3 separate regions of the Homo sapiens genome follow, and all the other regions are linked to region 3. A link is a contact called in ENCODE Hi-C data. All regions are on one chromosome and are shown on one strand. The core of a region is the stretch at or near the end of the contact, and the rest is flanking DNA. Distances in the headings are between cores, read along the strand shown. Region 1 holds the start of AHCYL2 (adenosylhomocysteinase like 2). Region 2 holds the start of TNPO3 (transportin 3). Region 3 holds the start of ARF5 (ARF GTPase 5).

What was found. A loop is a pair of places that touch in the nucleus more often than their neighbours do. Pooled maps may share reads with other maps.
Region 1: a loop to region 3 is called in a map of ascending aorta, with 10 times the contacts of the local background. The contact joins the promoter of AHCYL2 here to the promoter of ARF5 in region 3. A Hi-C loop is called at or near these places in 2 of 168 maps with a recorded cell type or tissue (ascending aorta and naive thymus-derived CD4-positive, alpha-beta T cell) and 15 of 50 pooled maps.
Region 2: a loop to region 3 is called in a map of CD4-positive, alpha-beta T cell, with 10 times the contacts of the local background. The contact joins the promoter of TNPO3 here to the promoter of ARF5 in region 3. A Hi-C loop is called at or near these places in 2 of 168 maps with a recorded cell type or tissue (CD4-positive, alpha-beta T cell and CD8-positive, alpha-beta T cell) and 9 of 50 pooled maps.

Annotation. Positions count from the first base shown.
Region 1 is chr7:129,223,550-129,226,477 of GRCh38, reverse strand. It overlaps AHCYL2 (adenosylhomocysteinase like 2), which reads right to left and starts at 1,448. Exons shown (of 17, transcript NM_015328.4): 1 at 1,039-1,448. The coding sequence starts at 1,401. RefSeq lists silencers at 1,115-1,364, 1,485-1,554 and an enhancer at 1,835-1,944.
Region 2 is chr7:129,053,831-129,056,781 of GRCh38, reverse strand. It overlaps TNPO3 (transportin 3), which reads left to right and starts at 1,671. Exons shown (of 23, transcript NM_012470.4): 1 at 1,671-2,131. The coding sequence starts at 2,012. It also overlaps the pseudogene TPI1P2. RefSeq lists a silencer at 533-827 and enhancers at 533-827, 1,639-2,138.
Region 3 is chr7:127,587,010-127,590,038 of GRCh38, reverse strand. ARF5 (ARF GTPase 5) reads right to left here and starts at 1,628. Exons shown (of 6, transcript NM_001662.4): 1 at 1,474-1,628; 2 at 876-956; 3 at 445-554. The coding sequence starts at 1,540. It overlaps LOC105375490 (a long non-coding RNA gene), which reads left to right and starts at 193. Exons shown (of 5, transcript XR_007060511.1): 1 at 193-283. LOC105375489 (a long non-coding RNA gene) reads left to right here. Exons shown (of 3, transcript XR_007060513.1): 3 at 88-170. RefSeq lists enhancers at 302-927, 928-1,554, 1,555-2,180, 2,181-2,807 and a silencer at 1,302-1,791.

The DNA.
Region 1 (2,928 bases), core at 199-2,698, 1.6 Mb before region 3:
TGTGCCCATACTGTGTCTACGAAATTGAAGCTGTAAGCCCTTTTTATATGATCCACACTTCTGTCTTTTCCAATACTTGCCCTGTTTTTCTGTGCTGATTCAGCTTTAAGAGAGAAAGAAAGACAAGCTTTGAGAGAGACAGACAACTATGGATAGACAATGTACGGGTAATACAGGGCTATCATCCACCTAGGCAGTTACTTCTTGGTATTCTGAGACCTCCTCAAAACTGTCTGAAAGAAGCTGACGCCTAAGACCGAAAACCCCACAAAGATCGTCTTTCCCAAAAGTAGCAGCATTTCTTCCTATCACTTTCAGATTATAATAAAGCAATCAATAAGACATTCATTCTCTTCATACACAGCCTAATAATCCTGGTGACCAACTATACCCAGCAGGGAGGACAAAGCTCTTAACACGAAAGAGTGAGGAGAATCTCTCCATTACCCTTTTACATATTCAGGGAAGAGAGAATATCGCAGTCGCTGGAAATGAAGGGCACAGCATCGTGTTGCTGTATGGCCACGGTTGGCCACAGAAAGGCAGAAAGTCATCAACTGTATGGAAACCAGACAACTCTGACGATTTCTATGCAAGGTGACTACACCTTACTCGTTCTCCAAGTATTAAAGATCTTTTCATCCTTATTGCTGTGTGAACTCCCGTGAGCGGTAAGGTTTTTCTATACTATCGAGGTCTCTTCCCCGATAGGCTGGAAAATCACACCCGGGAGCGTGTTGGGGCCGCGGGACGTACTATTAGGTGTCTCTCCTCCCGCTGCCTATTCCAAGTAGTAGGGGAGAGCGCTACCTCCATGTTATTCAGAGCGAAGTACGGCCGTGCCTCCTGGAGTCTCCGCTCCCAGCACGAGGGGCCGGCTGGGGGGCATCTCTGAGAGAGTGGGTTTAAGGGGACAAGGGGTATCTCCGGTCCTGCGATCAGAAAGGAGGGCGTGGAGGGTGGTGCCGCCGTGCCGAGAGGATCTGCAGTTCCCCTCCCCTCCCTTCCTCTCCTAGAGAGGCAGCCCGGCCCCAGTACCTTCTTGACTGTGCGCGGCGCCTCGGTGACGGTGCCGTCGGGGCTGACCAGGGCCTCGCCGCCGTCGCGGTGCCGCTGGTGCTGGTGATGTGGGTCGCTCCGCTTCATGGCCGACGCCTGAGGCACCTTCCCGGCGGCGGGGCTGAGAGCGGCGGCGGGCCCCGAGCCCGGGCCGGGGACCGGGGGCCGCTCCGCGGCGGGAGCTGGAGCCTCAGGGTCTCCACCGCCCGCCGGGGGGGCCATGGCGCCCACGGCGGCCGTGCTCAGTCCTAGTTGCGACTCCGCCTCGGAGGGGCTCAGGTCCTTCAGCTCCACCTCAGGCACCTTGGCGGCAGCCGCGGCTGACACAACCTGCACCGACATCACCGCCTCCGCTGCAACCACCGGCTCAGACTCCAGCTCCTGCTCTTGGTCGGCCCCGCCTCCCACCTCCCTTCCTCTTCCCTCCCCCATGTCCCCACTCCTCCCCTCCATCGCCTCCTCTCCCACCCCCTTTCTCCGCCCGCCAGTCCCGGCCCCTCCAGCCCCGCCCCGCCCCGTCCCGGTCTGGCCTCGCGCGAGGCGCCACGGAACCTGTAGTGCGTTTGCTCCCGGCCGCACGCGGCGAGAAGACCGTGGGACCTCAGGCCCCGACCTACACTGCGCGCCCCATGGGCGGGGCCCGCAGCGTCCCCTGGGAGTTGTAGTCCTTTCAGCCTTTCCTCCACTAAGTGAGATTCAGCCGAGGAGAGGGAGCGCTAGGGCCGGCAGCTAACAGAAAGGAGTGAGGATAGGTGACTCGACGGAGGGGATGAGGAAGAGAAAGTCTCCAGAGGAGTTGTGACTTCCGGGGAGGGAACGCCAAGAAGCCTTAGGGGAGGGGAAGTGGTAGAGGAATGGCTCGTTGTCCTGACAGCGTGAAGTTCCTCCGCGCGTGCCCGTCTGCGATCACGTGAGCGAGTATTTAAAGGAGAAGCGGCGGCTCCAGGCTGGAAGTGGCTTTATTTTTCTTTGTGATATTGAGAACTCAACACCCTTCCAAACTTCAGTGGCTTTGTTTTTAGAAGGGATAAAGTAGGACCTTGCTTGCTGTGGCGCTTTCTGTCACATTCTGGGTTTGGAAGCTAAGATCATTCCTCAAAGAAGTTAGGTATCACTAGATCAAAATTCAAGGCTGAGGAATTACACGTTGCCTTAAACGAGGCCAAATCTTTTCACCTATAATTCTAATAGGGCAATCATCTGAAATTCAGATACATATATCAGCATAGAGGGATATGAATAGTGAATATGAGTAGTTAATTTCCTAAGTGATGGGATTTAAGGTGATTTTTACTTTGTACTTTTCTGTATTATTTTTAAATTTTACATTTAGAGGATGTAAGCAAAAAGACATGCACCGCAGCGTCCTTTTTAATAACAAAAAACTGTCTAAAACTAATGTCCAACAAATAGAGCAATTGTTACAGCCTTTGAAAATCGTTTGCCAGCTGGGCATAGTGGTTGACGTCTGTAATCCCAGCACTTTGGGAGGCCAAGGCCGGCAGATCACTTGAGATCAGGACTTCAAGACCAGCCTGGCCAACATGGTGAAACCCCATCTCTACTAAAAATACAAAAATTAGCCAGGCGTGGTGGCGGGCACCTGAAATCCCAGCTACTTGGGAGGCTGAGGCAGGAGGATCGCTTGAACCTGGGAGGCAGAGGCTGCAGTGAGCCAAGATCATGCCACGGCACTCCAGCCTGGACAACGGAGTGAGATGCCGTCCCAGAAAAAAAGGAAGAAAGAAAGAAAATTGTTTGCCAATACTTTTTAACAACAAGGTTTTCCCTTTTTCATTCTTTACTCTGAAAGCCAAAATGTGAAGAGGAAGCTAAGAAACTCTTGTGTCTGGTACACTTGTGAGCTCT
Region 2 (2,951 bases), core at 422-2,921, 1.5 Mb before region 3:
ACGGATGGGGCTCATTGTTTGGCATTGATGATGTCTACGAATTCGGGCTTGAGGGAAACACCACTCATGAGGAAGGCAGCCACGTCAGGCTGGCTGGCCAGCTCCTTGCAGGTTGCCTTGGTCACAGAGCCTCCATAAATGATACCAGTGCTCTGAGCCACTGCATCAGAGATGTTGGACTTAAGCCATCCTCGGAGCTTCTTGTGTACCTCCTGGGCCTGTTGGGGTGTTGCAGTCTTGCCAGTACCAGTGGCCCACACGGGATCATAGGCCAAGATGACCTTGCTCCAGTCCTTCACATTATCTGCGATGACCTTTGTCTGCTCAAAAACAACCTTCTCAGTGATGCCAGCTTCCCTTTCATCTAGCTTCTCCCCAATGCAGGCGATTACTCCGAGTCTCTCTGCCAGAGCATGGGCCACTTTTCTGCCCAATCAGCTCATCTGACTCCCCAAAGACACGCCTTCTGAGTGCCCCAGGACCACACCACCCACGTGACTCCTAAGTCTTTGACCATGCCAGGGCTGATCTCCCCAGTAAAGGCCCCATTAGTCACTTTGTAGCAGTTCTGCGGAGCCACAGCAATCTTGGGAGCTAGCTTCTGCCGGGCCAACTCGTTATACGCAGTGGCGAGAGCACAAATCACCTTGGTGTCGGCAGGCACAGTGGCCGCGTTCTGAGTGCCGATGAGCTCCCCCAGACATTTCTTCCGCCCGTTCATCTTCCAGTTCCTCCCCACGAAGAACTTCCTGGAGGGCGCCATGGCGCTGGAGCTGAGGCGCTGTAGGTCAGTGTCAGCGCCTAAAACGGGTTTTATTAATACTTGGCAAGGTTGTTAGGCGGATTAAATGAGATCTTGTAACTACAGTGTTTTACACATTGTGATCATTTATCAAATAGCAGTTATTTACTAGTGCAAAGGACTAGCAGCAATGTTAATATCAATATACTGTTACCTTTTGTCCCTAATTTCTCCATAGTACAGTTTCCAATATTTCTGTTTTCTTTTGTGAATTGTTAGACCACTGGTATTGGATTCGGACAGAAAGGCATTCACAAAAATACAGTTCAATGTGAGAATAACCCTAAAGATGTATGCAAAATGCTCTGGAGTTAGAGCACCAGGAGCTGTAAGCAGAATGAAGACCTCTTTTGGGCTTAAGAACTAAGTAAAGGGGAGCTGAACAAAGATTCTAGGCATTTTGGATTTATCTCAATGTGGCACATATTTCAGGTTTGTAAAATAGTTCAGTTGACTACGTGTCTGTCTCCTCCACTAGAGCCAGCGTAGGTACCATGTCTTAAGTCATCTTTGGATCTCCAGTACTGTGGCCACTCTAGGGAGAGTTGAATTGACGCGCCTTGATCACCAGGGCAGAAAAGGATTCTCTGGAGAGGGATGGGGCAGTCGGAAGGGGTAGGAAAAACCTGGATCCGTTTCCAAGGAGCTGAAGGCAGCTCAGATATGGGGCACATCTCGGCGCTAATGTCCCAAGCTGCTAGCGAGGAACAGAGAGAACACCGGCTCTTCTTCCCGGCTCCTGGCCCGGCAGGGTTACTTCCGGGAGGGGGCGGGGAGACAAGAGGAGGCGTGCCGGGAAGGAGGCCGTTTGTAGTGTACCAGGCGGAAGTGTGCCAAAGGTATCGGTGCTGTCGCTTCCGGTCCGGGTAAACGAACCTTAGGTACACTGGTGTGTGGCCTCCCAAGATAGGCTTCTGAGGGCAAGTCAGCGACTGAAGACGGGAGCGCCAGAATCTGTGGACTCAAGAGTCTAGAATCAAGTGGAAAAACCGGAAAAAAGGCCAGGAACCTGAATACGACCTAATAGCTGTTTCCGAGGGGGCAACTTCCACGGAGAGCCTTCTGCCCTGGTAACGGCCAAAGAGGAGGAGATGGCGCCAGTCAGGGAGCGGCCGTGGCCCAGACAGTGAGGAAGCGCGAAGGCGGAGCAACCGAGGAATCCTCCGGAGAAGAATCAGAGCCGTCGCTACCGCCACTACCGCCACCACCATGGAAGGAGCAAAGCCGACATTGCAGCTCGTGTACCAGGCAGTGCAGGCGCTTTACCACGACCCAGATCCCAGCGGAAAGGAGCGCGCCTCTTTTTGGCTTGGGGAGCTGCAGCGTTCGGTGAGGGGCCCAGAGAGGCAGTTCTGTGCCGCACGGCCGGGGCGGGGTGGAACCTAGGCTCCGGGGGAGAACCTGAGCCCGGCAGTTGACCTCGTGAGGTCCTCCTTGGGGAGGAGCTGCTGTCGTGGGGTGGGGCTGCGAAGCTACATCTTTGCCGCTTTTGGGAAACTAGTCGCACCTGATCGGTCGCGAACTGGCCCTTTCCCCACCCGGCAGAATCTGATTTGTAGGTCTTATACTCTTCGATTGTGGCATCAATCTAATCTTGTTTAAGTTCTCCCTTTGCCGTTGCTTCTTGGGCCGTGCTTTTCCGTTTTGTCTTCCTCCCACCAAATCCAACCCCAGTGTTTCTCCACCTTCCGCTTAAGAAGGCTTTATTCGTCTCCCCTCCGTGTCCAAGACTTGCATCTGGCATTTTGCTCCCAGTCGTAGCCTTATGCCTCACTCTTTTTGCCTATTTTCACTCCAGTTTGAGTCTGTTCTTCTCGAAACTTCTCAGGTTTCTAGATTCTTACTCATGCGAGTTTTCCCCTTGCTTTGGAGTGGCAACATAATATGAAGAAAAAACAGTAATTCTGCTTTCAGAAAATCTTTGGAGTTCTCATTTTGTTTCATATTAATCCTCTAACCTTGTTATTTCTCTGGCTTTTAGATTTTTATTTATAAGATGGGTATCACTGCTGCTTTGATTATTCCATATAAAACTGTGTGTGCATCCGGTGAGATATTTAATTGTAGCTTATATCTGTTGTATTTCTGCATTCTTTGATTCATGTTTTATGCTTCCTGCCCTAATTTTCACACCTTTGCTGTGCTTCAT
Region 3 (3,029 bases), core at 379-2,878:
AAGCAATCACTTCTGCCTGGGACATACCGTAGTGTGGCCCTTTCTGTTTTCTTCCCATTTGTAATTGTGTCAATCCTTCTCATCTAGTAAACTCTACAGAAGTTTACAGAACTCTATAGAAGCTCTACAGGAGTCATGGCACAAACTAGAGACCCCACTGCAAAGAGGAAGTAGTTTATCCAAAGATGTGCAAGGAAATAAAGACATGTTATGAGGGCTAAATCAGGCAGCCTGGTCCCAGAATCCTGCTTCTAAAGAGAAGTCCAAGCTGGGGAAGACTAAGGTGAGTTCTGAAGAGTGAGTAGGGGATAGCCAAACAGAAGGGGTAGAAGTGGGGAAGGGTTTTTTCCTTGGCCTGGGGGCCCAGCCTAGGCCAACAATTCTGTTCTCCCAGCCCTAACACCTTTTCCCGTGGGGTTAGAAAGTCCCCTCCCAACACTCCACCTGAGTGTTCTGGAAGTAGTGCCGCCACAGAGGCCGAATCTTGTCCTGGCCTCCCACGTCCCAGACTGTGAAACAGATGTTCTTATATTCCACTGTTTCTACATTGAAGCCTGCAGATAATTGGAAAAAAAAGATGAGAAAACTCCTGAAAGAAAGGAACTCACTAAAACTACTTAGATTTCAGCAGGGACACAAAACCAGAAGGCAATGATCAAGGCCCAGGGGAACAGAACCCCAGAACTGGCGGTCAACAGGGCGGGGCTAGGTCACATCCACCCTGCCTCCGGTATCCACGTAGAGATACCCTGACCCACTTCTCAAATAGCTGTATCTGGTGTCAGGGTCAGCTCCAGAAAAGTGGCAGAACTGGGAGCAGACCCCGCGAGGGCCCGCCGCGGCGCTCCCGCTCCCTGCTTCGTCCCCGGGCTCACCTATGGTTGGGATGGTGGTGACAATCTCCCCCAACTTCAGTTTGTACAGGATTGTGGTCTTGCCAGCCGCATCCAAGCCAACTGCAACGGAAAGGGGCACAGGGATGGAGATGGGAGCGAGGGAGCCCCCTAGAGACCAGGGAAAGGGAGAGGCCACAACAGCTGATGGTGACTGGGGCGGAGAGCGGGAGCGCCTCCAGGTGCGCGTCGTTATCTACCTTTGAGGCCTGGAGGGCAGTCGGGTGGCGTGAGCCAACTCCAAAGAGGGCGCGGAGCGGGAGAGGACTGGGAGGCAAGGGGCACGGGAGGTAGGCCGCGCTCGTTTTAAAAGTCGTCTCCAAGGGCGGAATCCTCCCTTCTTACCAGCCGGGCTGGGGCGGAGGGAGCTTCACCCCACCCAGGCCCGCAGCTCCGGGTGTCAGGCCCCGGGGTCGGCGATGCAGACCGGGACCCGCCCGAGAGCAGAGGCCCCGGGGCGTTATGAGGTGGGTGACTCGGGGCCAGAGACCCAGGTGAGCGGGGCTGGAGGGACGCGGGGGCGGAAGGGCTGCGCCGGGGCCGGCGCCCCGGTCCGGGCCGCGCGCTCGATCTGCCTCACCCATGAGAATCCGCATCTGCTTCTTCCCGAAGATCCGCGAAAAGAGCGCGGACACGGTGAGGCCCATGGCGGGGCCCGGGGAGGGGCGCGGGCACCGACGCGGGGTGCGGGCTGGAACTGGCCGGCCGCGGGGGGATGGGGCGCAGCAGCAGCAGGAGGAGGCTCCGCCGCCGCCTCCGCGCGTCGCTGCCCTCCCGACGTCACCGCGGGCCCGCCCCCGTCCGGGCCCCGCCCCCGGCTCTCGGCCCCGCCTCCCCCGGCTCTGGCTCCTAGGGGAGCTGAAGCTCCGCGAGTTGCCGCTGCTGGCCTGGGTCCCGTGCGGCCCTTACTTGGGAACGGGTCTAGGTCTCTAACGCGCCTGCCAGGCCTGTGGCCGCCGAACCGGCAGCCCGAGCGCGGCTGAGGAAAGGATTCATCGCTCCGCAGCGGCCCCTGCCCCCATTTTCAGTGGCCGGCCGCTGGGCTTTGGTTTGTTGCGTCCAGGCCCCTAGGGGCTCCGGTTTTAGCCCTTGGGAACCAGTAGCACTGAACGTGTGCACCACTCTCCTTTGGGGAGTGGAAGCTGCGATTAGGGGTCTTGGTCCTCCCTTTACTGCCTCATCTTCCACCGAGGGACTTGCGCGTAGTAGGTGGTCGTGTGAAGAGTGCGCGGGAGGTAGGGGAAGGTGCCCGAGTGCTAGCTAGCTTCCATGGTTCCTCAAAACGCCTACTTCCTAATTCCCAATCCGCAGAACCAGTGTAAGATTCCCGGCCTTGGGCGGCGGGGTCACAGACCCACTCCTGGGCTGTTGGAGAAGTCCACCTTCGTTTGGATCGCCCTGCGGGCCCCGCCTCTCAGTCCAGGCGCTGGCCGCTTTGCCGAAGTTCCTCACTTTGCCACAGACTTGTGGACCTGGCTTATTCTTGCACATCCATTCAGGATTTTGTGAAGATCTTGACTCCGTAGACCCAAAGAGCTTCACATGTCATTTCCCTGCCTCATTTTAACATCTGAGAGGAGAATAGCAAAATAGGAATGAAATTCTTCTGCGGTGGAGACTGGCTCATTGCCAGGCATTATTAGGCCTAACAAATGCTTGTTCAGTTGAACTGGACTGATAGATTCTCAATGGAGCGAGGGTAGGTGTTATGTCTACTCTGGATTCCCAGTGGGCTTCTAGGATCAATTGTTTATGGACTCGAGGTAAACTGAGCTGGGAATAAAAAAACCTTCACTCATTCATTTGCTTTTTCAGCAGATATTTACTGAGCACCCACCACTTGCCAGCACGTGATTTCAGGCTTTAGTTCAAATCTTAATTCTGCCATTTCTTGAGGATTTGGCTTCAGCACTCCTCATAACTCTTCCGTTATTTCATCATCTATAAAATGAGACTTGTTCTAACTTAAGGGGTTATGGTGAATCTTAAAATGATTTGATAATGTGACTGAATGTTATGTATAATACAGCTTGATGTTATTTGGGCCACTGAGAAACGGGGTCTGAACAGACCTCCAGGGCCTGCCCCATCCTGATCTGCAAAGTCTGTAACAAGGACAGACTTTGGGAAACAGGT